Linked DNA regions of Homo sapiens: regions 1 and 2 are each linked to region 3. A link is a loop called in an ENCODE intact Hi-C map of the cell type or tissue named here. Cell type or tissue: mammary epithelial cell. All regions are shown on one strand. Links, peaks and the distances in the headings refer to the core of each region. The heading gives the core; the rest is flanking DNA.

What was found. Peaks named below come from ENCODE experiments on the same cell type or tissue, not always from the same donor. Only the 100,000 strongest peaks of a DNase experiment are listed, where the experiment ranks them.
Region 1: it touches region 3 in a loop (4-fold over the local background); 2 of 110 quality-filtered maps call a loop at or near these places.
Region 2: it touches region 3 in a loop (4-fold over the local background); 10 of 110 quality-filtered maps call a loop at or near these places.

What each region holds. Positions count from the first base shown.
Region 1 is chr20:11,846,228-11,854,142 of GRCh38, reverse strand. All of the region lies in intron 1 of LINC00687 (long intergenic non-protein coding RNA 687), which reads left to right. Among named protein-coding and RNA genes, the nearest start is that of LINC00687, 21 kb to the left of the region's middle. In mammary epithelial cell, for the core only: no CTCF peak of the experiment used is centred there; DNase peaks (open chromatin) are centred at 2,292, 3,052 and 3,642; H3K27ac peaks cover 2,884 bases.
Region 2 is chr20:11,914,199-11,922,113 of GRCh38, reverse strand. BTBD3 (BTB domain containing 3) reads right to left here and starts at 4,221. Exons shown (of 4, transcript NM_014962.4): 1 at 3,513-4,221; 2 at 2,938-3,028; 3 at 2,278-2,396. The coding sequence starts at 3,838. BTBD3-AS1 (BTBD3 antisense RNA 1) reads left to right here and starts at 3,513. Exons shown (of 3, transcript NR_186407.1): 1 at 3,513-3,800. In mammary epithelial cell, for the core only: a CTCF peak has its summit at 4,287; a DNase peak (open chromatin) is centred at 4,253; H3K4me3 peaks cover 607 bases; H3K27ac peaks cover 1,679 bases.
Region 3 is chr20:11,672,953-11,680,867 of GRCh38, reverse strand. No RefSeq gene overlaps it. Among named protein-coding and RNA genes, the nearest start is that of LINC00687, 190 kb to the left of the region's middle. In mammary epithelial cell, for the core only: a CTCF peak has its summit at 4,142 (motif pointing left); no DNase peak of the experiment used is centred there.

The DNA.
Region 1 (7,915 bases), core at 1,386-6,385, 170 kb before region 3:
CAATGAGCCTCCAAAAATTCATCACTTACAGTTCAGATTTTCTTGCTCCAATACTGGTCCTCACAGAGAGTTTTTAACCTGTGAATCTCTGCTTTATTAAATTTTGATTCTCTGTATCCAACTGTCTGTCTGTCCAATTTTTAGGGCAGCAGTTTACCCTGTGACCTAAATTCTCTGATAGAACTAATTGATTTTAGTTTAACTTGTTATGTATTGTTAGGACAGAGTGATGACTTCCAAGTTCCTTACATGTTAGACTGGAAACCAGACTCTTAACTTGTTAATACAGAATACAGTAAATTTTATTATTTATATGTAATAAATTTATATATTTAATATATTAAAAGTTACATATATATTATGTGTATATATATAACTTTTTAAACCAGCATCACATTCTTGGGACAAATATAAATTGGTTGTGATACACCCTTTTTGTATATTGCTCAATTCAATTTTTGGAATTTTTCTTTCAGGATTGTATACTTATGTTCATGGGTAAGAATTTTCTGTAAATTTCCATTCCCTAAATCTTGTTTGGTTCTTGTGTCATGACTATGCTAACCTCATAAACTGTTGGGAAATATTCTTTCTTTTGCTATTCTCTAGAACAGTATGAATAATATTGAATTATCCTAATGTTTGTTAGAACTTGTCCACAAATCTGTTAGGATCTGATATTCTTGTTGCAGAGAAGCTTTAAAGTGCTGATTCCTTATCTTTGATGGCTATAAGGCCACTCAGATTTCCTATTACTGTTGAGTCAGTGTTGATACATCATCTTCATGGGAATAGGCTTATTTTGAATTTTAGGGGGATAACATCCTCCTATGTTCTTTTGAAATAGCTATAATAGTTAGAGTTATGTCTCCCTCTTCTTCTTTATTTTGAGCTTTATGATAATTCTTTGAAGTCTGGAGTATGGTAAATTCCCTCAGACACTATCTGTTTCTGCCTATTCTTAGAGTGTAGGAACTAACAAACGAGGAACACTTCTTTAGTAGAAATAGGTGTCCACCAAAACATTTCCTTCTTCATCCTGGATGCATAGCTAGACTACATTTCCCAGCCTCTCTTGGGGTTGGGTGTGGCCTTGTGCCTGAGTTCTCATCAATGAAATATGAGTGGAATGGAGTGATGACCCACTTCCAAACATGGAATATAAAATCCATACTACCAAATGAACACCACCCATTTCAGTTCCCTTTTGCTGTGTCACAAACAATCCCCAAGACCTGGTGCCCTAAAATAACAATAGGTTTATTTATTTCAACAGTCAGTTGACTGAGCCAGACTTTGCTGGTCCTGTCTGGGCTCCTCACATGACTGCATTATGGTATAAGCTGGCAGGGGCTGGAAAGCCCAAGATAATCTCTACCATATATGGGATCTTTGGTGCTCACTGTGAGCTGGGATGCTATTATTCCCCTCTTTGTGACCTGTCTCTCTATGTGATGACCCATACCTCTGGCCTCTACCTGGCCTCTTTCTCCAGCAGGTTTGCCTGGACATCCTTACAACATGGTGGTTGAGCCCAACAGGGAAAATGTAGATGCTGCCAGTCCACTTAAGGCTTGAGAGAGAAGTTCTGTAATGTTGCTTCCACCACATTCTATTGGCCCATGATAGTCATAAGTTCAATCCAGATTCAAGGCATAGGAAAGTAGACTCCACCTCTTCAAAGTCATATTGCAAGGAGTCATGGGGACAGGGAGACATGATTCACCAGGGGCCATTTTTAACACTCTACCACATTACCTCTGACATCTCCACACACTCCTTTTTCCCCTGACTGACAGGTAGATGTAGATGCTCAGGGAAGCCTTATGAGCCATATAATGAAGATAGGGGGGACTCCCCACCTCCAGTTTCCAACCTGTGGCGTTGAATGTGGTGAAAGCGATAAATAAATGTGCATTGTGTTAAGCCACTGATATTTCAGGGCTTTTTTTAATTAATATTTTTTGTAGAGACAAGGTCTCACTCTGTGACCCAGGCTGGAGTGCAGTGGCCCAATCATAGATTGCTGCAACCTCAAATTTTGGGGCTCAAGCAATATTCCTGCTTCAGCATCCCAAGTAGCTGGGACTACAGGAGTATACCACTGCATCTGGCTGTTTGTTTGTTTGTTTTTAGAGATAGGTTCTCACTATGTTGCTCAGTCTGGTCTCAAACTCCTGGCCTCCAGGGTTTATTTAGTAAAGCTAATCTAACCCCAAAAATGCAGCCTTAAGCCAAGTTCTTAGCTTGAGGCTTTTCAGACCATACAGGTAATAGTAATTAGGTTGCAGACTTATGAAAGGAACAAGCTGTGACTCACCCAATGCTAAGGTCTCAGATTATCCACTTTTCTTACTGATCCATGTGGTGTGAAGCATTGGGGAATTTGTGGAGGATAGGCAGTAAAGGCAGCTTCCCACCTCCCCACCATTTATCTTTGCTCTGGGCATAGCCCTGTGTGGATCGCATTGTATGTGTGTAAGCTCTGGCTTTGTCTCCTGATCCCAGTCAGCTCCATCCCCCAACTAGATTTTGAGAACCACCAAATCTCAAATTTCCTTGGACTTGTCAAATGTCCTTAGCCTGAAGTTGGCCTTGACTGTCTGCTGGCCTGTCCGATGTACTATTTTCAATTGGTGTTTGGCCCCTGAAAAGTCCGCACTTACTTATTAAGTCAGCATGCATCTAAAAATATGTTATTCATATTTTAGCTAGCATTTTACATTGTTTTCAGTATGAGGGTCAGTCTGATTTTGTAATTTTCAATAGTCCCAGTAAGAGAACTGGGCATTTGTTTTTAAAGGCATTTAAATTTATAATAAGTTTATGTATTTTTCGTAACTTCTATAAATTAATTCGTCTCATTTTGCTTTTGTGAGTTTCCTATTCACATCCTCTGCTTTTTTTGCTGTTGTTATTTTGTTCTTTTAAACTGGAAAATAGTACCACGAGTACTCTAAGAAACGTCCTGATGACATTTTCACTCACTGTGACCTCTGGTGGCTAATTTACATTTCAGAACCATGAGTAAGATCAAGATGGACACCACCCCCACTTTTCCCTGCCCAAGGAGACCTATTGAACAAGCCCATTCTTGCCTTCAAGCCCTGCTTCTCAGAGTTAATTAACGTTTGTTTCATTCCACTAGATTCTCTTCTATTTCCTAGGCAGTCTGGTCTGCTATGAATTTTAGGTTTATCCATGTTTCCTTCAATTTAACATTCTCAACATTAAATATATATCTTAGTCTGAGAGCTCCCAAAAGTAGACCTTGAGACAAGGATTCAAAGGCAAATATTTATTTGGGAGATGATTCCAAAAAGCTGGATCATACATCAAACCAAACTCTATTTGCATTATGAAAAGAATATAAATGTAGATGTCCAGGACAGAGAGATTATAGTCAATAAGAATTGGGTTCTACATAATGGTCAGATAAATGCTTAGTCCCTTAGGCTGCTGTAGCAAAATACCATAAATGGAGGAGTGGCTTATAAATAGTGGAAATGTATTTCTCACAGTCCTGGAAGCTGGGAAGTCCAAGATCAAGGTGTCAGCATGGTCAGGTTCCAACTTCTTGTTGTGTCCTCACTTGGCAGGAGGGGCGAACGAGCTCTCTTGGGCCTCTTTTATAAGGGCATGAATCATATCATGAGGACTCTTCCCTGTGGTCTAATCACTTCCCCAAAGGCCCCACCCCCTCATTTAGTCACCTTGGGGATTAGGATTTCAACATATGAATTTGGCGGGGGCAGAAACATTCAGACCATAGCAGATGCCAAGGACAAAAGGATTAATGAACAGCATTCTGTTTTATAGTCACCAAGGTAATAATAATAATAATACTTATCAAGCATTTACCGTGACATTTTATTAAATTTAATTGATTTAATCCTCAAAAATCCAACGAGTTAGCTGTAGCAAAAGAAAGAAAGTAAGGAAGGAAAGAAGGAAGGAAGGAAGGAAAGAAGGAAGGAGAAAGGGAGGGAGGGAGAGAGGGAAGGAGGGAGGAAGGAAGGAAAAAAGAGGGAGAAAGGAAGGAAGGAAGAGAGGATCAAAGGCAAAATAAAATATGTATTTAATACAAGTGAATTTCTAGATTTAATGTTTTATTTGGAAAGAAAGAATTGAAATTCAGGTCATATACACAGACCTGGTTGGTGGTCTTTGGTGTGTCTGCAGAACAAAGAGGAGGTTGGAAATGTTATATTATAAAAAGGAGAATCACTACATACGCCTCTTTCAGAAAGTTCATTAGCACTGGTAAAATTTGTGGGGAGCTGGGAAGCTCTGACTGGTGAGTGACTCTGGTGGGTAAAACTAGACTTTGTGTTGCACCCCCTTGTTTCAGAAGCCATTAGATAAAACTGGTTTCAGGTTACAGTAGGCAGTTTTAGCAGCCAAGATTGCACAGAATTACAGTCTTAGAGCAATGTTATGTTCCCGGAGTGCTTTTCCTCACTGGCCTCTTGACTCTGCTTTAGATGACCGTGACAAGAATGACCCGATTTCATCTGATCAACTTTCATAGAAGGAAGGAAAGAAGAAAGGGAGGAAGAAAGGAAAACAGGGAGCCTAGAGAAAGGAGGGAGAAAATAAGAAAAAAAAAAGAGAGAGAGAAAGGTAGAACCTGGATGTAAGCCAGATTTCTCTTTTCTTCATTCTAACACCCCAGTTGACATAAGGGATTTATTTCGGGAGCACATTATGAGATCTAAAGACAATTCCATTAGAGTGTATGGGTGTGTGTTTACTTGTAACAGCTCATAAATCTTTGAATCTACACATGGAGTGTGTGAGGTTTTTGTTCCACACCTCCCCTCTCAGGTCCCATATTACAGAAGCTAGCATTTTCTTTTAACTTTATATCTTTGGACCAGACATAGATGTAACTGTTAACTCTCCCATAGTCTTTTAAGAGTTTCTTGCTCTCGGAGGCTTATTCCATATTTAAAATAGACCTAAAATAGTATTCATGTAATTTTTCTACTAATAAAAGGAAGATGATCTAAATAATCAAGATAAAATGAGGGTATATGAATACGATTTTAGAAGGAAGTGATTTGCTCTTTTTATTTTAAGCATGGAAGTAGAAAGATAGGTAGAAGAAAGAAATCACCGAAGGAAATTAAATTAGGGACCAAGGAAGGGCAAGCGCATAACAACCAGCTTAATTATAATAATTTCTAGAAGCTCATTGTAGGATGATTTTAAAATATTAATTGGATCGCAACCAATCTGACCTAGTATGTCTTACATAAGCAGCTGGTTAGCAATCGGTCTGAAATCTTAAAGACTGTCAAGAGAGCATCTGCAATCTGTTATTAGTGGGGAAAATATAAATTATTCTGAGCCGTGGAGTATGTGGTTGCCACTGAGTATACCACTATTAGATATTTTAGAGGGAATAAGACAAATGGCACAATTAGGAGAAGCAAAACCTTGTAATTTAAGAAAACCTTGAGATGGATTTTTCATTTCGTACACAGGCTAATAATTAAAGTCTAATATACAGTCTTTATTTTGTTTTTGTGTTTTGATTTCTCATGTTGGCTGGTGGTTACTGTACTTGGCCTAGATTAACTTTTTCCTCCTATGAATAAACATGAATTATCTATGAGGCACATAGTACTTAAAATGACCTGCAGTCATTATTTAGTCAATTCCTGTAGCACAACTTTAAGCTTTTTCACAAAGTGAGTGCAGTGTGTTTGTATGGGTTTTTAATTGATTAATACCTTACCATTTAAAAAATAAGGATTTAATGTAATTAAGTTACTTCAGATGGTTAAAAACAGTGCTAGTTAAAGTGTGGTCCCTAAACCCACAATGTCAGCTTTACTTGGGTGCTTGTTGTAAATCAGAATCTCAGGCCTCACCCAGATGTACTGATTCAGAATCTCTGCTAGGCAAGGCCCTAGAATCTGCATTTTAAACAAGCTCTCCAGGTGATTCTTACATACAGTAAAAGTTTAAGGCACAGGACATTAGAACTGAGTCTGCAAACATTTTCTGTAAATATTCATAAATATTTTGGACTTTGTGGACCTAAATGGGCTCTATATGACTCAGCCCTGCCACTGGAGGAGTGGCAGCCAGCGACAATGGGTATGGCTGTGTTCCAACAAAACTATATTTACAAGAACAGACTCTGGGCCAGATTTGATGCATAAGCCATAATTTGCCAACCCCTGGGTTAGAGCCTGGAGTGTCAGTTGTTGCAGGTTTTAACATTCTGTTTGGAAGTTTGTAGATGGAGGTAAGAAGAACTACTATTATTAAGTACCTATTGTGTACACGCCATCTCATATTTACCCAAACAACCTAACTACCATTACCACAACCCCAAACTACCATGACCAGCCATGCAGGTTATATACTGAAGAACAACCGTTGGTGGAATTTGGAATTATACAGTACACAACCAGGACAGCATTATGTGGGGTTCATAGGTTTGCATCATTATCTTCATCTTACAGATAAGGAAACCAAAAATCAGAAGGATTTAAAAATTTGCCCAAAGATACATTGGCTGTCAGTGTCAGAACCAGGATTAAACCTGGATTTGTCTGATTGTGGAGGCTGTGCTCTATCCACTCACTCTGTTGAAGACAGGTAACATAACTGACCCTGGCCATTGGCCGTATGTATTTATGGTCCCGGTCATGAATGCAAAAATTTACCACTGGATATTGGAAGACTGAGAAAGAAAGAAAGAAACTGGCTGGACACCATGGCTCACGCCTGTAATCCCAGCACTTTGAGAGGCCGAGGAAGGCAGATCACTTGAAGTCAGGAGTTCAAGACCAGCCTGGCCAGCATGGCAAAACCCCACCTCTACTAAAACACAAAAACTGGCCAGGCATGGTGGTGGGTGCCTATAATCCCAGCTACTTGGGAGGCTGAGGCAGGAGAATCTCTTGAACCTGGGAGATGGAAGTTGCAGTGAGCCAAGATTACACCACTGCACTCCAGCCTGGGCAACAGAGTGAGACCCTGTCTCAAAAAAAAAGAAAAAAAAGAAGAAGAAGAAGAAAGAAAACATGTACAAATGAGAAGTCACTCAAGGAAACATCTTCAACAATAAATGAAAAAAAAAACCCTCAAAAATTGCTTTGGGTCAAGATAGAGATTAGTATTACAGCAGGATGATAATAAACTCATTCTATCAGTTAGTTATTGACACATAACAAACCACCCCCAGACTCAGTGAATTTATTATTACTCTTCTGTTCTTGGCTCAGCTCACTGACGTGTCTGGGGTTAGCCATGGGTGACGCAGCAGCTCTGCTGGTCTTTGCTGAATTCTCCTTCATGTTTAAGGGTTGGCAGGCTGTAGACTAGTCTGGGATGATCTCAGCTGTGATAACTGGACTCTCTTCCATGTGGTCACTCATCTCCTCACAGGTTAGCGCAGACTTTCAGTTATGGTGGCAGCAAAGTTTCAAGGGTGAGAAAGCAGATATGTGTACATCTTCTTGAAGCTAAGGCTTGAAACTGGCACACCATCATCAGGACTGAATCTCCTCCAATCAAAAGATATAATCTATTTCCCCACCTTTTGAGTTTTGTCTGGCCTTGTGATTTGTGTTCTCCAAAAGATTGCAACAGAAATGATGGTGAAATAGTCTAAGCATAACCTTCAAGTGGTCTTGACACCTGTCCAGTCACTATGCCCAGGCTAGCCTGTTGAAGGTGAGGTGCCACATGGAGCAGAGATGGGCTACCCCAGACTAGCCAGCCCCGACCCACCCACAGCTGATTAGAGATGCATGAGTGAGGAGGGTGAGACCAGAAGAAACACCACCCTGCTGAGCCCAGCCAAAATTGTCAATCCATAGAATGCTGGGCTAATCACTAAGTTTAGGAGTGTTTTTCTTTAATGGCACAAAAACTGACTAATAAAAGTGTCTTA
Region 2 (7,915 bases), core at 1,386-6,385, 240 kb before region 3:
CAGTTAACTTTACATAGAATCCAACAGACTTTTTATTTGTTTTTGTTTTTTAAACTCAAAACTCTTCCTTCTCCACACATTCCTTCTACCTTCAGAATTCAAGATTACATTATTTCCAGATATATTTAATTAAAAGACAAAGTAGGAAAGCTTAAATATGTATTATTCCTGTGCTTCTGTGAACTGTCCTTATTTCAGGATATAAAACACTTCACAGGATACACTTTTTGGGAGACAGTGGCAGTCTCCCAAAGAGGCACGTAAAGGTAGTCATCATCTGCTTCTCTTCTACCTAAGGTCTACAGCTACTTTATCTTGAGTTTTCCTTTAGTTATTGTATTTCACCTTAGTGAAACACATAAAACTTAAGAAATTAGCAACAGCTTCTATAAGAAAGTAAAACACAAGAATGGCAATGAGAAAAATGTCCACGAGCACAAATGAAACCTGCCTTTTTGCTCACAGGAACCTTTCTCTTCTCTGATAGGCGAAGTCACCTACTGATGGCAAGGCCACTTGATAGTACACCTGCGGCTCAGTGATGCTCTGACTGTGAGCCAGGACCCTGGGGAGGATCCTAGAGCATGGTCAGCACTTTCGAGCTCTTACCCTGGAACTGTCAAGGGAGCAGCTGTCCTCTTTTTCTGACAACCCCAGGAATACTGGCTACTCATACTCGATGAAGCAGGCCACCGCTTTCACAACTACAGCACTAGAGCAAATGGCACCTGACTCATTTCTGATCTTACCACATTTTGTGGACTGCATGTATAATTTTATAAAGCTTTATCAATATCTGCTATAGGCAATGCATCTGTGGGAAAAGATACTTGTCAAATGATTCATCAAATGACTTAGGTGAGATGTAATTCTCTGCCATTCTTGTTCATGTTTCCTAATTATGTATATATCAGGAATGATACAACATCCTACTTGACTGCAGTGAAGACAAAATGCTGAACTAGTGCTAGCAATCTCCTCAGCAACAGAAAACACTATAAAAAATACAAAGCTGACTTCATGCAGTGGGGATACTTGCAGGTAAAACTGGTTTCTGTACATATATCTCCAAAAGATTACAAAGGTTAAAAGTAGCAGATTAGTTTACATTTTGGTACTTCACATGCTCACTTGCCTTTAATTTCCCTATCCCCTACTGTGAAGGTCTTGTCAGTGACAATTATATTTCAAAACTGTAAGATGAATAATGAATTAAATACTTTTAAGTTCTAGAACTAACTACAGTACTTATTTTTCAGAAGACAGTAAACAATGTATGGCAACATTTTAACTATATGTAGGAGTACTGTCCAACTTGTTGACCCACTGAATACTTTTTTCAACAAACATTTTACTTATTCCAATGAACTGAAATCCCTAGAGCAACAGATAACCTTAAAGTAATACACTTTGCTGTGCTAGAATAAAGATTAGGAAAAATCATATAAATACTACTTAGAATAATAATTAGATTATGATCACTTGGTGAACTACCACACTGTCTAGTACCGTACATGATAAAGAAGCTGATTCTATAACCTGTTTAACACATACTGGTGCCTGCAGAAGACCCACCAGACAGAAAACTATCTTTTTTATAAATATATAACGTATCTTTAAGTTTCATACTTCTGTATTACCAATGAAAGTTCTTCTGTATAAATCCACATGAAACTGTACGAGACTATCCATATCTTTCTAAGATTTCCCCTGTAATGTCAAATGCAAGTACTTTTTACCCTTGAGAGTGTCTGATTTTATATGAGTATGTATATGTATGTGTACACAAAGATCAGATTATTTCAACAGATGGTAAGTTTTTCATTTGCTCTTAGGAGACAATAACTCTTAGAATACTCAGAAATCTCCCAACTGGTGTTACTTAAATAAGGTACTTAACTTCTGAAATTGTGAAGCAAAAACATTTGTTTAAAGACTTTTTCACACACAATGCTTTCAGAGAGAACATCTTCTATTAAATAATGCTAATACCAGAAAGTTATTTGTCTTTAATTTTAAGTTGTTAAAAATCATCACTATACATGCCACTTGCTCCCAAATTCTACGTCAAGGTGCGATTATAAATGCTGCATAATTCCATATGCTTTCCACGGAAAGCTAAAGTGTTCTTTTCCGAAAACATTTACAAGGTAAGCAGCACCCTCTTTCTTCATCAGTCTTCTTTTCTGTTATGCAGAACTTAAATTTAACTGTGAAACCAGCAGGGTACAAATACAGCATAAACAAACTCTTTCCAAACACACGAATGATGCTTACTTCAGCATAGCGAGAAAAGCAGCAGGTTCGACATCTGGTATACGGATTTCATCTTTGTCCTCTGCAAGTTCTCCGTAAAACATCGCATGGAACACAGAGCTCCCAACAGCTAAAACATACTGTGTAGAAAGGGAAATCTTATTTCATACACTAAATTGAAGGCATTTCCAGCAAATCAATGCAGAAAAACAACACTAGGCAATCAGGTTTAGTAAACATAGCGTACCTAAAATCTACTGCTTTGAAAAAGCCAAGGTACACAGGGTAGCTTGCCATGGAAGCATAAGACCATGCTGCTAATTATTTCAAAGCTTTAAGAGATTAATGCACATGTCCCCTCATTACTAAATACATACAATAATAGCTTACATAACTAATTTCTAGGAGAAGGGTAAACATACGACTTTCCTGACCTGTCACAACAACTTCCCATGTCTGGAGAGTTAAGAGGGGATGTGTGAGATATAAAGCAGTATAGAAGGAAACAAAGAAAAAATTAAGCGTGGCCAAAGCCCTCTGGAGAGGGTGCGCTCTCTCCCTAATCGAGTGAAACATGCACTGCCTGACATCGGCAAGCTGCCCACACCAAGTTACAGGCTTATGGAAAGGGTCCCTCTTTGTAAACGTCAGGACTAAACCGGTCATGCAGCTGTTGCTTACTTTGTGTCCTGGCAACCGTTGAGTCCCACCTGGTGGCCCAACCACAAAATGTACATCTGCCATCAAATCATTATTGAACATCATCGCATTTCTATAAACAGAGGCAACTCATTAATTCACAGCAGCCTGCATTTTTAACATCCCCTTCCCCAACATACAAAACCCACAAAAGACTTGCAAGCTAAGCAACAGTCCAGTAACTTCAAGGCAAAACAACAAATAAAGGTTCTAACTAAACTGTTCATAATCATTGCAAACATAAGGGAAGTAACTAAAGTTTAAAATAAAAGTTATACAAACTTTTAATAAAGCTAAGGACAAATAAAAGGTTCCCATTTTCTATGGCCCATAGACAACCCTGTCACTTGAATGTTACAGCTTGCAAAAACATTTTTATCTAAGAGGAAAACAGCTGTACTGTTTTGGAAAAGATACAAGGCAATTTTCCATTACCAATAAAAAGCTTCTGGGAAAAGAGGAAACAGATTTGTGTTCAAATACATTACAGGTTTTGCAAAAGCAGAAACTTCAACACAGGAAAACTTTTAAAGTAAATAGACTAGCGCGGCACTTACCTCTCTCTAATGGTGGGATAAAGACCCTGCCAGTTTGGGGCCGGGATAAGGTTGTTGTTACTGAGATTCTGCTGGTGGTACTGCTGGACGCTGGTGCTGCTGGAGTTGGCTGGCTTTTTACGGGGGAATATATCAGCAGCCATCTTCTTCTTTTTAGTCTTCAAGGTAATTATTTCATAACAAACTGGTGGCAACTTGCTGCTGTTGCTACTGCTGCTGCTGGTATTTGCTTTCTTTGAGCTTTTCTTGGACCTGTTCTTTACCGTCTCTGGAAGCATCAAGAAGAAGGTGAGACATTTCATGTTCTTTTCCTTGTCATCTACCATGAGTACAGTGTGTCTCTCTTTAGAGTTAGATATCCCAAATTGGTTTGAACATCAAGGAAAAGAGATTAGCCCGGGCTAAGAGGTTAACTGAAACCAACAAAGCTGATATTTTGCTGCTTTTCTCAGCCAGGCAAGGTGACCTTTTCACTATGTTGAATAGAAACTGGCTTTAAGTTTTATCCAGTACTGGGTCTGTTAAATATATCCCCATCATGATTCCTGTTTCTCTTATTTGCTCATAAAAATAACTGTTTCCTAGATCACCTGAAAATGCTACACTGCAAAGATGACAGGCACAGAGCTGTAGCACTTCTTTTCTGAATTAGGTCAGCAAGATGGGCTGGAGCTGCGTGAGTCTGTTCAGCCGGCTGAAGTTGTGTGGTGAATGGATCGGAGGAGAGTAGGTATTACAGCCCTGCAGATGGAGTCAGACAGCCAGTGCTCCGAGCCAATAGCTGAAGTCACCAATCATGATTGGACCAAGCAAAACAGTGACACCTATTGTAACATGCATAGTTCTGATATTAAAGGAACAGCAGTTGCATTTTCTTGTCTACTGTATATTTAAACAAGATAATAACATATGAAATATATTTGACAACAGGAAGGGAGGAGTTTATGCCCACAGATTTCTCTTCAGTAGACATACATTATGTCCCCAGTTAAGCAGGATCAATTAACAAAGGGTAGGGACAGATATCTATATTTCTACTAAAATCTTTTTCCCAGCAGCATTTAGTTTCAAATACTTAAAACAAAATCCTCCAGTCTATAAACTGAAAAGGGCTATTAATAGCAAAACACATTTATTACACTTTAAAGGCAAAGGACGTTATTTTTCTTTTTCTTAGCCTCTTTTGAGTGCAAGTCATAGTCTAGTGCTAAAGAAGAGAACTGAGGCCATGTGTTCAGTTTACCTCCCAATGTTTTCTAGCTTCTATAATGGTCTTTGACAGGTGTCTCAGGTCACAAAATACTGTTAATTAGATTAAGATTATACCCGTACACCTAAGTACACTAAAGCATAAGATAAACTCTAGAAGTAAAAATAAGATTCAAATAAAAACAAATCTGATGATCAATGTTCAAAGGCTGTAATTCACTAAAAATATTTCAGATGGGGCCATGTTCAGGATCTCAAAATTCAACTTAACTGTTAAGGCTACATTTAGTCTTGTCTTAATTTTAAAGAATATAATCCACAACTTCTAAGACAGAACAAATAACAAGGCTATTCAAAATGATAAATGTTCGGATTCCACCTAGTTAAAATGCAAACAGGTTCTCTCTGCTTTGAATTAGAAGAATATAAGCTACCATTTGATTTTTGTAGGTGTGAATCCTCCAACCATTTCTAGCGTTGGTGAGTAAAAAAAACAAAAACACCGGCAATAGGTTCTGCATATGCTTATTTATTGTAAAGAGGGACTAATTAAAATATTTAATCTCACCCCTATCTATTTGGATCACGCTCATTTGTTCAAAGCACAGCAGCCATTTGCTACCCCTCAGGCAAATGCACCCTTCATGACCACAGCCCTCCTTGTTTTAACATTTGTCTGAATAATGACTACCTGACACAGTGAGGGCTCAGCAAATAAGAGTTACGATTGTTATTGTTATAATTAATAATCTGCTAAAGGCGGTTACCAGAAATCAGTCTTTAAATCCCTAGAACACTAAATTGAACCAAGAAATATCCTCTTTATTGTTGTTATTATTATTCTTAAAACCATTTGCAAAGCCTCTGTAAGAGAACCAGGGCCTGTAGCACAGTTACCTGTCTCCATTTTAGATGGATCCTGAAGCACTGCTTATTTATTATGATTATCATGTTCTCAACAGCAGAACACACACATACAGATACCTCCAAATCATCTTCATACACACTTTAACACACAATGTTAGAGAGGGATCTAGAAACCAGTTTAAAAAGCACATAGAGAAAGTCATGAAGAAACAAGTAAGCTCCTATTGACCTAATTATTCAGAATAGGGTTAACACTAAAGGATTTCTCTCTTGCTCAAGTGCCACTGAACTTCCTTGACCACTTCCTTGCAGGAAAGCTCCCATGCCAGGTAGGCCTTTCTGACTGGGATTAATCTCATAAATATTTCTAACAAATCTAGTATCTGGCTTTTCAGGTCAGAAGTAATCAATTAGAATGGAAAGGGAAACCAGCTGCTTTTAGGCAGACATACTATTAATTGGTAGCTGGATGGAGACAAAATAGAAAAAACATAAAACACAGATACAAGAACTTAGAAGGGTTTGTGATCTTTACTCATTTTGCATATGGCTCAATACCCATCACCAAGAAGTCTCCAAAACACATGGCTCTTACACCACTAAGTTAAAGAAAAAAAGTAAAGTGGATGTAACAGTTTGAGAAAGAGAAGTATGCAATATTGTAGAACATGTTTTCTAAAATTACAGATATCAGTTATTTAGAAAAATAAGTTTTGTAGAAAATTCTGACAATACTAGTTAAATGAAGTAGCGCTAAATCTGAATCATCTACAAGAGTGCTACAAAGAAGGGCATTATTACTCCAATGTATGTAAGGACTGATGAGCATGGCTGTTTAAAATCAAGACAGAAAAATTATCTGACGGCTACTTTTTCTTACCACGGTAATAAGGCAAGTAATGCAGGTTCTTGCTACTGAAAATGTAGTTGAAGGATCAGCAGCAGCATCTACAGGGAGCCTATTAGTCACCCAGAATCTCAGCCAGACTCTGGATCAGAATCTGCATTTCATACAGTATTCAAGGTTGAAAAAAACTTCACATAGATAACTACTGACTACTAGATGTCTTCCCAATGATCCAGTACCAACATCTGGTGCCATATGTTGCATTCAACTATTAAGTGAATTGAAAATAACTCAAAATAATTTAATTTAGTTTGGACATTAAAAACTTAACAACCCCTCACATCTTGTTCTGAAATTCTTCTGATTAGGCCCCAAATGTCAAATTCTAGGATTGAGGTGTGCAGACAGCCAACTGAGAGGGACCAAGATATTCTCTGGAAAGGAAGCGCCAGCCCCAATTATTTTAAAAGATAATGACAGTGATGATTTCGGCAGGAAAAATAAGGAATTAAAAAATGTCAACTATGAAGCAGATAATCACTTAGTACTTTTAAATGGTCTACTTCACAATTGTATTTCAACAAATTAGCAATGTAGCATGGTAAAATTAGCAACCAATCTAGTTCAGTCCTGGCTGGGCCACTTAAAATAGAGAAAGGCGAGTATTTGAACAAATCATTTAGCCTTTAAGGGCCTCAGTTTTCCTCAGCTATAAGATGAAAGAGATTCACCCAGAATGAATGTTTTTCAAACTTTACACTCAATCCACAGTAAGAAATGCATTTTATATTCTGACTTAGTACTAAACATAAACACACATACAGGCATACAAATGGAAAGACATGGCTCAAAAAACAAAACCTACTCTTAGCATGTTATGATATACACTCTGATATTTTCTATTTTCTTCTTTCTTCTTTTCTTTTCAATGTTGGTCATAATCCATTCAACTGATCTCATGACCACAGTTTAAGAAACACTGGTCTAGGTTATTTCTAAGGGCATTTAAGGTTTAACACACTAGGTTCTTTTCTTTTTTTTTTATTTTATTATTATTATACTTTAAGTTTTAGTGTACATGTGCACAATGTGCAGGTTAGTTACATATGTATACATGAACATACTAGGTTATTTTCTATCAAGAATTCAGACTAGGGACCACCAGATGATGGCAAGTTCATGAAACTCCTCAAGCTGTCGGTGAAATTGGCAGTATGTGTGCATTTATTTTTCTAGAAAGAGAAGCCATGGCTTTCATCTGCCATGAGTAATTGCAACCCAAAATACAATAAAATGTTAGGGTTAAAATGTTATAAAACTATAAGATTGATTTGAATATACAAAATTTTGGTATCACTTTATTCTTTCATTTCTATAGTCTACTACATTAAATACAAATTATGGCTTCTTTTCCTCCTTGATTAAACATAAATAGTTAAAACTCCATCTGTTGAGTCTGTAACCCAGAAACATCACCCAC
Region 3 (7,915 bases), core at 1,589-6,588:
TACCTAATGTCAGGGGCTGAAATCATGAGCTGCAGACCATTCCCAGGGAGTGGATAAATACCCTGCTTACCGACTTACCTCCCTCCCTATCTGCCCACAAGTGAAGTGACTTCTGTTGTCCAAGGTCAATTAAAGTAGGGGACAACTCTGAGCCAGTAACAATCAATATGGTAGCTGAGGGATGGGTAAAATGGCCCATTAAAGAGGTTTTGGGTGGGGCACCAATTCCTACTCCCACATATGCTAAGATTTCATCATTTAGAAGTAATTACTAGGCACCCAGTATTGGGTACAATGAAGGAGTCACTAGGGCTGGGATGAGGGTGGACAACGTCTTATAAGCAGTTGACTCCTGGCATGGGATGGAATCAAAGGAAGCTCTATTCCATCCAAACCTACTGTCTCCCTTCCTCACCTATCTATGTACATGGACTATTTCCCTTCCTCGCCTATCCATGTACATGGAATACCGGAATTAGATCATTTATTTGGAGTATATATTTTTTCAGGTAACATAATTAAATATGCATTGAAAAGCAGTAGAGAGTATTACTAACATTACTATTTAGATGTAGGTCCTAGAAATATTTTGTCTCTCTAAATGTAAATGCATTTTTTTTCTTTTTCCAAAAGAAGAAAAACAATGTGTTTTCATGTTTCCTTTAGCTGGGAGAAAGGTTAATTCCATTTTTATTTGTTTCTGCTCCTTTACTAAGTTTATTCTATTTTATACTTGTAAAGTAATATGAAGAAAAATTCTATTTCAAATAACTAATTGCAGCCACATTCACATATTTCATTGATACTAAGGTGAATGTTTTTCCACAATTTACTATTGGCAAAATCAGGATGGGATGTTGCCCTTTACTATCCCTTTGCATCAGGTGAAAGTCAGAACCTAGCAGCATTACCTGTGCTTATAAAAACTTGGTTACCACTTCATTTGTTTTATGTGCAATGTTGTTACTATCTGGGTTCTGTTTAATTGCCATCAATAATTTAGCCTTAAAATATCTCAAAGGCAGAAATGCAGAAGGATAAGGCTTTGGGATATTAATTTGATATTAATGAAGCATATGTTTGATGTTGGAGGAATGAATGCAATTCCACATTATCTTGCAAAGCTACACCAAGTGCTTTATGTTAATAAGAAAGGAAGCTACTCACAGGTAAAGCAGTTAGGTTTTGTTATCAAGGCACAAGCAAAAACATTATCTATCCTATGCCAACGAGTACAATTGAACTCAGGAGAAACAGTCACATCCTCTGAAATATGTAAAAATAAATAAACTGATAAGCCGATGTGACTGATTTGTGCATTGCTCAGGACTAACATAAAGGTATTTTGGCGTAGTTTAACTGGCAGTCTGTTTTTTTAAAGGTTTTATCAGTACATTTACATTTTACAATGAATAGGGGCTGACATTGCATAAAACATGGTGCTAGTCAACAGCATAGTTGATCTTATGCAAAATTATTTTGGAAAACAACTTGAGGGGTTGATGAAACCTGGATGATGAAACCATCAGGGTCACACCTGAAGTCAACAAAGTTAGGTTTATTAGTTTGCTGCAGCAAAGGGAGAATAGAACCCAGAGGAAGCCTTGGAGAATCTCATAAGGGAAATTGAAGGAAGGCTTCTGACGGAGTTAGGGCTTTGGATGAATTTAAGGAGAAATTAATAAAGCAGGGGCTTGCTCTAGATTAGATGCTGTCAAGAAATTAGAGCAAATTTCATCTAGGGGGCAGAAAAATTAAAGTGAAGCTAAGGTTGTCATTGGCAAAAAAACAAAAACAAAAAACCCACTAGTTATTCACATTAGTCAAAAGAGGGTGTCTAGTCATTGTGGTTGTGGAGTAACTTGTCTCTGTCATATTGCAAACATGATCATGATGTGACCTGATCTAAACATTACTTATATTTAATTGGGAACATCATGGCCTGGCTGCCAGTGGGGCCACTGTAGTACAATATGTGAAAAACTCAGTGGATTTGGAGTTGAAAGCCTGGGTTAAAAGCCACACATCTTTTGGGTGTGGGATTTGTTCAGTTTTCATAAGCTTTCTGAACTTCAGTTTCTTTAACTGTAAAGTGGATCTACTAATAAACATGTGAAGTGGTTGGTGAGAAGATACGATGGAAATACAAATACTAATGACAATAGTAAGCAATTAAAAATGTGTTGAAAGCTTGGTGGTGCATGCCTGTAGTCCCAGCTACACAGGAGGCAGAGGCTTGAGCTTAGGAGTTTGAAGAATTGTGAGCTCACTGCACTCCAGCCTGGGTGACAGAGCCAGACCCATTTTCTTAAAAAAAAAAAAAAAAAGTGTTGATTCCCTTTAGGCTGTCTTGCATAAAAGGCCCAAGCTGCTGGAACAGCTCATACCTTGAGTGGAGGTGAAGGAGGGAGATGGGTATTTTGGGAGTATATACAGTTCGTGCTGCTAGGAGATGTTCCCACTGCAGGGGAGCAAATTCAGAAGCAGAATGGTTACAAGGCTTGCACACAGCTGGAGATTCAAGATCCTGCCTGATGCATCTGATATCATCTTCTCCCCAAAATGGACCCTGAGCCAAACCTTCCTGGCAAATGATTTATTAAGGAAGGATCCCCTGGAAAGGCCAATAAGGGATTGTGGGAAGCAGGAAAAAGAGGGGGAGGAAGCCAAGCGAAAGTGTGATTTCAAGTGAATCCCCAAACTCAGCTTGCTTCTGCTGGAGGCTCTGGAGCATAAATTACACCCCAGAGTTTGCCCAGCCTTAAAGCAGAGGAGCCAAGCTTTTGTACTTCTGCACCAGTCAGTCACTAGCTGTGGGTGCCTGTGAGAGTCAGGCTCTGTGCAGGTGCAGTGTCCATGGGAGCAGAAGGCAGCCATTAGTAGCAAAGCAAGTGGAAACTGGGGGAACGGGTGCACAGTCCCAATAAGAGGGATATGAGGACATCCAAATAGAGCACCAACAATGTCCACCGGGGGTGGGGAAACAAGTTCAAAGAGACTTTCATGGACTTGTTCATGGGAATCTTCTCTGGTTCCACCACACTGTTGTGACACCCTACTCTCATTATGATCATCTAGAGAAGCAATGCTTCCTCCAGAATCTGTCACTTCCTGGTGCATAGCACTAATTGAAAGGCTAGCATTTCAAATGAAGTATGTCAGAGATAATATTTAAAAGATGTCGTTCTGTCTGGCATGTCACCGGAGTTTGACATGACTACAGGAGCCTTGTTAGAAGTAATGAGGCAAGATGAGCTCTAGCAGATTCATTCTTCAGAGCACAGCTCAAGCACTGAACCAATATTATTACTGACCATAAATGTTGTTAGGGAGATGTGGAAGGGATGTTAACGCCACTAAGCATTACAATCAAATCTCAATAATGACCATTGAAGCAGGCTAATAAATTATAGATTATGTGTGCAGTGCAAATTCATTCCTTCAGAAACCTTAGCTTCCTAGCTTCAAGAATTTCAAGGGTTTCTTCTGCTGCAAGCACCAGGCTTAAAGCCACACAGAAAAAAAAAAAAAAAAAAAAAAAAGAGCTGGCAATTCTGTTAGAATTCTCTGCGTCCTCCTCTATTAAGTTACCTTCCTTCCTTCCTACTAATGAGATGGAAAAATAGAGTAAAGATGTAGATTTGCTACTATGTTAGAAACTCTGAGTGCTAATGCAACACATCCCTGTTGAATCAGGAGGTGTCTGGAAACCAGACCAGTTTCGGCTATCACTTGCAATGCATTGTGTAACATCAGGCTTCCCAGTCTTGTTTCTCTGGCTCCAGGGCCTGCCAGGCACATTTTGGAAAAAATAAAAAATCCTTGTCATCAAGAAAGAGGATGCCATGTGTGTGCATTTGTTAAAAATAAATCTGCTCTCACCAAAAACCTATCCAGGAAAATCTAAGGAAAACCCTTCAGGAGAAATACTATCCTTTCACCAATGATTTTCATGTTCTGAGGATCTCCCGGGAGCCATAGTTTCTTTAGAAGTGGGGCATGACTTCTGAGGATTTTATGTTTCTTTTAAAAAGTCCATTTTGTTGGATCTGTCTCTTTACCTCAGGGTTTAAGAACTAAGGTCACCCAACCCTTGGATGGGTCATTGACCTCCCTTTACCCAAGTAGCTGCTGCCCCCTGGAGTCAGGCAGAGGAATATCCTGGTACTCCTAGCCTCCATTCCAACCCACTCCACTCCCAGATAAAGAAAATATGCTGGGAAAAAATAATTCCTCAGGCGTTTCTTTGGCCAATATTAGAGGCTTCATATAGTAACGGTCTATAATTTATGTATCTGGTACTACTTACTTTTTATAGGTGAGAAAACTCAGATTCAGAAAGAGGATCTGATTGCCATGAGCCTCGGCAAGCCGGCAGCGTTGCTGGAAGCGTCCTGGGTCCAGGGACAAGCGCCTGAAGTTTAAGCCACAAGACACTGCTTCTAGCTTCGGTGCCTTCAGCCATCAGGATTATGGATTTAGAACAGAATGGGTTTGGAGATCTCCTTTGTTCTATAGCAGCAGTTTCACTGCTTGGGGTCTAGCTTGTTAGTACAAGAGAAGAGGACCCCATAGCTTCTGTTTGGCAAACCTAGAGACTCAATGGTGAAAAGCTCCTAGAACCATTCTCAGATTTTTCTCCAGAGTGAAACCTAAATTTCTTAGGCTCATGTTTCATTCTTTTTGTTTCCACGAGTGCCTCAACAGCCTGGATTCTTTCCCAGGAACCAAGTCATCCGGGCCAGTGATTCTCTACCCGACGTTGTTATCCAAGAGTCCTTGGCAGAGAGAGAGAGAGAGAGAAGAGCGCTCCACACCTCATTAGGCAATTATTGATGGGGAGGGGGATCTTATCCAACTATTCCAGGAGTCATGGGGTATTTATATTAAGAAAATAGGAAAGGAAAAGAACCACCATTCCCAAATTAATTTGATACAAAGTCTCATTGTTTCCTGCTTCCTCCTTTTCAAAATGATTAGTTTAACATAGAAGCATATTGAATGCTTGAATATTAGGATGAGTAATTCATGTCTTAGCATTTTAGAGTTTTATGGAAATCTCTTCTTCTACCACTAAATACTGAATGAACTTATTCATTATTCATAAAAGTTAAATATTTCTCTCTCCTCTCCCCTCCCCTTCCTTCCCATCTTGGCCAAAGTAGACGGGTTGGCAGCAAAAGAGTTCTGGGGAACATGGCATGGATACCATGCACTGAATAGCTCTATCTCAATCCCTTGCTGCCCAAGAGACCAAGCTGTAAGGTGGAAGGCACTGGAAAAGAGCAGACATGAATAGAGGTGACTGAAAATTACTAGTGATAAAGTGCCTAAGTCCTTGTATACCTCTTACGATAATGTTATCAGAAAAGTGCCGGACTACAAGTTAACCTTACTGTTTTAGACCTTTTTGAATATTTTCTAGTAAAAATTAATTTAGTAGGCAAAGAACTGAGACTTAAAAAATCAAAGGCTCTCATCCACTCATTTTGCAAGTATGTAATGGGATTTTGTTATGGATACTTAATTGACATGGCAGTAATGTGAAATATGTATCGCTTTCTCAGCAAGTCATCTTCACATCTCCTAGATGATAGAAAATGAATAGATCTTAATATCTGAATTCTCTGGGGATGGGAAGGAGAGCAGAGTCAACAGGGATTTCAAACTTTTATAACCAATAGTCTTGTGACTATGGTAACTTCTGATGGCACACTCTGAGGAGGAGGAGGAAGGAAAAGATGGGCAGTAAGGAAGGGACACACATTTAATGATGAACACAAATGCGGAAGCTTGAGAGGGACAGTGAAGAAATGGGAAGTTGTAGACAAAATAGCAAAGTTACCTTCCCAGCATCCATCACTGAAAAGCCCTGGAAATTAATCTACTGCGTAATTATGTCATTTCAATGGCCATTCATTTTTATTGTGTGCCAAACTAATAGTGGATAGTGGAGATACATCAGTATGAAAACCACACATAACCACCACCTTTATATAGTTTATAACCTAATATTGATCCAAGTCAACCCCTACTATTCCTCCAAATCAACCCATACTCATTGTGCCACTGTTTTGCATAAAATGAGACAGATACAGAACTCACCATCAAGCAGTTTATAGTATGTCAGTAGAAAACATAAATATTAAACTCAATTCTTAAATTTATGCACTAGCTTCAATTATGGTATCTCAAAAACTTCTTGTAAAAATCTTGTGAACAATTTAAAGATTACTATTTTTTTCATTATTTTTAATTTAAAAAAATAATTTAGGAATAAAATGGAGGCTCAGTGGACTCAAGTGATTTGCTCAATTATACAACTAAGGAATGAAAGGGTGGCTGGGCTTTGGCTTCGATTCTTTTTTGTCCTTAAATGATGCCAGCTCCCTGCAGCAAGAGTTTTATTTTTAAAATAAATAAAGAAATTAAAATAAAAATCTATCACTACTGAAAAAGTACTTGGTATAGAAAACAATTTTATTTGCTATAAATAAGATATGGAATCATAAAAGACAAGACTGGAACCCAAGGTTAGGGCAGTCTGCATAGAATCACACCTTCTGGCCAAATATTGATGGAATCTACAGTTATAGTGGGGGAGTCCATGATCTCTGTGGAAAAAGGTTGCGTTTTGGAGTTGGAAAACTTGAGTTTAAATCCTGACCTTGAACTTATTACTTGAAAGACTTCAAGTTAGGTTTCACCCTCTTGTTCTGATTACTCATCCTCATAGGTCACAGTGAAGATTATATAAGGCACTATGTATGAAGCGCCTACTACTAATCAGTATTGTATATTACCCTTCTTTTGGAAAACTAACGCTTTTATAGAAGGGAAAGTGAAAAGTTTGGGTACTTGGTTTTCTTTTTTCTCTGCCCATGTGTATTAGTCAGGTAAAGCCAGGTTAGTGTTTGTTTGAATAACTGGGGACTATAACCTAGCTAAGTTAGCACATAAAACTGACCATCACAGCCCATCCCTTGTCAACTTGGTGTCTATACACATCTCTTTAGATCATATTTAATATTTTGAAGACAACAACAAAGACATGCTTCCATCTAACATAATGCAACTATCCTGCATGAAACTGAAAATACTCTAACTCTTTCTCTAGAATAAGATACAAAGTCCCTGGGTAATGTTCATTCTTTTCCTTGATTTCCTGTAACTTAAATATAGTGATGTAGAGTTGGCTGTCACTCACACATCTTATGTTATATGATAAGGGGTAAGAAAGGGAAAAAGCAATAATAATTGCCAGAGATATACATACACACAGACATTTACATAACAAAATAGGAAGAAATAAAACTATGAAAGTCGTACTTTCTGCAATTGGTCACATGGTTTCAGTCACATAGCTAATATTTTAAGTACATTTTCTCACTACCATATTCCCTTTTCCCTCAGCAAGCACCTCAGCTAGTCGGGTTCTTTGCCTGGCGAAGTGATGCAAATCTTTATTTCTGAAGGGTATGGGTCATTAGCAGTCCCGCTTTAATGGGGATGCCATAGTTTTCTATTGACTCTTGTCTCAGGGCATGGTAGTACTAAGACACACACCGAATGGTCTTCTGTATTCCAGACATACGCTTTCTTACTATCCTTGTATTATAGAAATCCAGTGTCCTTGGTAATCAAGATTAATCAGCCAAGTCAGCAAGCAACATTCTTCTTAGCTTGTTGATTCAGACGCATGCGGAGTCCAAAGTGGCCACGTGATCGTCTTGACTTCTGCTTCAATAGAATCATTGTTGTGTCTCTTAGCAGAAGAGTTCCACTCTTTGGAACTAAGACTTCTAAACCAGCAGAGCATAAAGTCATGGGGATAGAAGGGAAAAATTTTGCTAGTGTGCCACTAGTAGTAATAGCGGTAGTAAAGGGGGTCATGTTACTCCCATTTTACTCCTTG